Linked DNA regions of Mus musculus: region 1 is linked to region 2. Evidence: chromatin loops called from intact Hi-C (ENCODE). Cell type or tissue: left cerebral cortex. All regions are shown on one strand.

What was found. Hi-C counts contacts between places; a loop is a spot of excess contacts. Peaks named below come from ENCODE experiments on the same cell type or tissue, not always from the same donor. Only the 100,000 strongest peaks of a DNase experiment are listed, where the experiment ranks them.
Region 1: it touches region 2 in a loop (8-fold over the local background); 2 of 42 quality-filtered maps call a loop at or near these places.

Annotation. Positions count from the first base shown.
Region 1 is chr4:94,016,636-94,019,135 of GRCm38, reverse strand. No RefSeq gene overlaps it. Among named protein-coding and RNA genes, the nearest start is that of Gm32035, 150 kb to the right of the region's middle. In left cerebral cortex, no CTCF peak of the experiment used is centred here; a DNase peak (open chromatin) is centred at 1,231; H3K27ac peaks cover 221 bases.
Region 2 is chr4:93,885,095-93,887,594 of GRCm38, reverse strand. No RefSeq gene overlaps it. Among named protein-coding and RNA genes, the nearest start is that of Gm32035, 22 kb to the right of the region's middle. In left cerebral cortex, no CTCF peak of the experiment used is centred here; DNase peaks (open chromatin) are centred at 778 and 1,134; H3K27ac peaks cover 813 bases.

The sequences.
Region 1 (2,500 bases), 130 kb before region 2:
CTATTCGAGAATCTTTGGCTGGTCTCTCTCACATTTACACCAGAAGAAAACTGTTAGGAATATTCTAGAAAATATCATTTCCCAAAGTGTGCTGTGATGAGGCCTTCCCTTAGGCTTTCTAGAAAATATTTGAATAACACTATTTGATCCATCAAAGGTGTTACAATGAACCATTTCAAACTCATTACCTGATCCAGTAGCATCAAGTATATTCAACCCTGAAGATCTTTTTATCTTGAAGCTCTAATTCACCCTTGAAGGGATACATATATTCCTTAGGAAATTGCCTCCAGATAGGCTGGGCAATAGGAAGGGCAAAGGAAGCTAGCAATGAGGAGTATCTCTCTGATATTCTATTTACTCATTGCTCTTGCCAGTCCTCTCAGGTTCTCAGAGCATCTTAGCCATGTAGTGCCTTCATCTCTGTACTTTAGAATTCAAAAGACAATATGGGAAAAATTATGGCCTTTCCAGAAACACATTGTGGTACTGTTTTGAGGTCAAATAGGAGGCCATGTATTTTTCTGTATCTGAGGTGGCATCCGTATACCTTCCTTTCTTTTTTATAAGATAAATACCTTAAGTTCTAAAAGTAAGACAGGAAAAGAACAAAGTGCCATAGTTAACAAAACCCTTCCCTGTAGATACCCAAACATTTAAACAGCATTTGTGTACGGGTATATTTGTGTATGCCTATGTTGTGCCACACAACACTATTAGAGACAAAGTGATATATTTACACATTTGAGCATCAAAATCTATTAAATTAAAGCTGTGATGGAGAAATACTCAAAAACATTCAATAAAGCTTTCCAACCTGAATATAGGGTTACCATGACAACAAAACTTAAAAAAAAACCACTCTTCTTCATATAAAGTTGCTGAAAAAATGCCCACGGTGGAAGTATGGAATACTCAAATTCATAACTATAGAGTAGGAGTACAGAAAGAACTCTCCAAGGCATCGATGAAGCTTTAGGGTGAACCTTTTAATATCCTCTTTTACAAAGAAGAAATGACTCAAGCCATCTCCCCACGCACACACACCTTTTTATCTGTCTTCTAAACCATTTTGAAGATTTTATGATCTTTTTCAAATCATGTTTTTTTTTTCTCAAAGAGAGACAGTGCTGATTGCAGTGGTCTAATGAGGAATGTTACCAACACTGATCTTAAAATAGGGTGGAAGTTCCCACACATGGTGTGGAAAGAGTTCCTGTGCAAACACAGTTGTAGCTGTCAGATGGGTGCTGACTCAGTTCCTGGGGTGTTGCTGGGAAGCCCAGAAATATGCACAAACATGTTCTGTTGGAGAAAACAGAAGCAAGGCCCGTGAATATCTCACTTTAAAAAAACCATGCTTTCCTTTCTTCGAAGGACAGTTAAATGCATTCACAAGAATGTACATACCTGTAGTTTCATAATGCACCTCTAAATGTGAATGCATGGAGACTGTATCTATGTATGTGTGTGAATATATTCTATTTTATAAGTCAGCGTGAAGTAATAATTTTTCTGGGAACAATGAACTTATTGGTTCTTAAAATATCTTCTCAATGATACATGCTGTAAAGAATGCATGCTTTCCAATAGCTAAAATCTATCCCCTCACCTTTCCTATATAAAGGCAAAATTCAAAGATGAAAGTTGAACACACAAGGGTCTTAATGTAAAGATTTTTATGGTCAGATAACATGTGTCTAAGTAGTGTGTAGAATACACATTAAGGAGGAGTTGGACTAATTTTGGATCCCATCCCTTGCTTTCTGAAGGTAATGTATGACAAAGCCTTTTTTAAAAAAAGTTAGAATAGTGCTGTTGGATTGATTTTGCCTATACAGTCATTTGGTCAGTTGCTTATGCTTTCTGCTGCTTTGCAATGAATAGTTCATCAAATTGAGAAAAGGTTGGTTCTTGCAGCCTGCTTTGTTACTGCTACCAAACTGAATGCACATAGTAGCAAAGGAGCTGAAGGGGACTGCAACCCCATAGAAAGAACAACAATATCAACTAATGGGGCCTTCCAAGAGCTCCCAGGGGCTAAACCACCAACCAAATCGTGACCCATGGCTCCAGCTGAATATGTAACAAAGGATGACTTTATCTGGCATCAATGGCCCTTGGTCCTGTGGAGGCTTGATGCCTTAGCATAGGGAGATTTTAGAGTGGTGAGGCTGGAGTGGGTGGATGGGTGGAGAAGCACACTCTTATTAGAGACAAAGGGGAGGGGAGATGGGATGGGGAGCTTGTGTAGGGGAGACCAGGAAGGGGGACATCTGAAATGTAACTAAATAAAATAACCAATAAAAAGAAAATAGAAAAGTAGAAAAAGAAAAACTAGCAAACAATGAAATTATTTTCCAAGTAGGTTCATCTGTGAGGTGGGTTAGGTAGAATTTTCTGGAAACATGATTATGAAGGCGCATGGTATCTATTAGGCAACATACTTTCTGTGCAAATATCTATTGTTTTTGGAGTTCAGTTCTTCCTCCCACAATCC
Region 2 (2,500 bases):
TTCCAGTCTTAGGTTTTATAATCACCAAACTAAATATTTTGCATTTTGTGTATAGCTCTTGTTGGGTCTCAGACTTGGGACTCATGTATTTCTCAAAATATTACTGATATTCTACTTTGGGAGTTATGAGGAATGACCTACAAATCTGTGCTTTTAGCCAAGTCTCTCAAGTAAGTCTGATTCACACTCAGGTTTAAACTTGGTTATCTACTGCACATTTTTGTTGAGGAAAACAACCACATCTTAAAAATATAGATTTTAACTTTAAAGAAGAAAGAACGAAAAGAAAGAAAGAATTGAAGGAAGGAAGGCAGAAAGAAGAAAAGAAGTAAGAAAAGAACGAAAACAGGAAAATACGTGTTTGGATGAGTAACGGAGGTGTGAACGGCCACCGATGACATGAGCTGAGTCGGTTCTCCTTCACAGTTCGAGATAGAAGGAAACCATTTATGGCCTTTTAGGCCTCCATTTTTCTGTATTTTTTGCTATGTTAGCTGCCAATCTGGAAGACACACTGCCTTCTGGAAGTTAAATTTACAAGTAGATCTGAAAATGGTGGTGGTGGTGGTGGTAATCTGGGGGGCGTTGGAAGCAGTTTGTAAAGCGCCTCAGGATCTTACCTTCCACGAGGTCATTCGCCCAGGCGCACATCATTTTTATCTCCTCTTTGGGATATTGAGATCTGACCACTGTGCCTGCCAGCTTCTCTCCCAGTGCCAGTGTGGGGTGCCTTAAATGAAAAATGCTTATGTAAAGAAGACAAGTGTGGGAAGGCAGACGTTGGCTCTAACAGACCAAGGAGCTCAGCAATTCCACCCACAGCTACTTTCCCAGAGAAAAGTCCCCGGAGACAGACGAACTTCTAGCAAGAAGTCTGGCGTTCAACAACTATTTCCCAACTCTCTCTGACGAGTCGATTTCCTTCTGAGAGCTTAATTTTATTAGATCATAGGAGCCCAATGTGCTAATGTAAAACCCTTATAGGGAAAGAGAAACTTTCAAAGCAGCTGTTTAATGTAGGTTTTTTTTTTTTTTTTTAGGAACCCATGTGGGCGGAGAGAAAAGTAAATCTAAAGCCTTACAAAATAAAATCTACTAATGCCGACTAGCTCTCCCTTTCCCCGCATAAGTGAGATATTCAAAACTTCTGCCACTATGGTACGATATGCTAGATGGAATGAACAACTCTTATACAGAACAGAAGTCATTGAAAAGTGCACTGCTCCTTTACAGAGACGTGTTGGGATTCACAGGTCCAGGCACTGGCCCTCCGAGGCGCAGGATGCCAGGAGAGGAAGCAATGGGTCTCTCTTTCTGTACTGCCATTCACAACAGGACTCCTTGAGCATCAGCTAGCTGCTCTAAGGGTCAAAGAGACTAGGAAGTCCTGACAAGAGGAAAAGCATTGAAAAGAGACCAGTCACTCAGGACCAGATCAACAGAAATGCTCTGTGATTCAAATCAGTGAAACACTTGCTGAACTGGAGAGCAGATTAGACAGCTTGAGGCAGAAGGATAACTCAGACCTGTCACTTCAAAGGACAGCTCAGCATGCAGTGGGTGATGGACCACCTGATAGGTTTGCCACCATGAATCTGTGCTGTTGTCTGTGCCCGTGCTTTCTCTGATTCACCCACTCACTCAGTTCTTTGGTGTCCACAGTGATCTGTGCATCGGGAACTGAAAACACGAGGATATGTGTTTTCATTGTGGTTGCTGAACCTAGAGAACTGTAACATTTACACAGATGACTGATGTATTTCTGGTGAACTTAATACACATTTTCCTCATGTTAACCTCATATAAGGTTGACAAAACAGGAAAGAGTCAGGGCTAACCAGGTAATTTCTATACTTACACATGGGCAAAAGCGAGTTCCAAGAATTCATTTTCTATAAAGGGACCTTGAAAGGTATAAATCATAAGTGTTAGTGGAAAGCTGTTTACGAAGAAGCAATAATATTAAAATTTCCTCCTTTGCATCCTTCAGCTAAGGCATAGCCTCTCTTCCTCTGGGTAGAATAAATAAGAGGATCATTCCATAGTAAAGATAGCAAGAAATGTCTAGTCTTTAAAACAGGAGCAGTGAGGAACACAGATAGTTCACTGAAGCATGAGTTTCTACACCATTATGTTCTGAAGGCTGAGGCTCTTTCATGCTGTCTTACTCTGTCAGCTCAGGGACATGCCTTTCTGAGTATATTTTTTTTTCCAGTCAGACATTGGAAGAAAGTTACAGACTTTACTCAACAACCTGAAGAAATAAATACACAATTCTGTACTCCTAAGAAACTATCAAGAGGCTGGAAAGAGCTCATTTAAGAGCACTTGCTGTTATATCTCAAGGCAGGAGTTGAGTTCCCAGCACCCGTATCTAATAGTTCCCAACTGCCTAACTCTAGCTGCAGGGAATTCAACAACCTCTTCTGTCTTGTATGGGTCCCTGAAAGCATGCACACACATATATTTATTTCTTTTAAGTGAAAAACAAATCTAACAA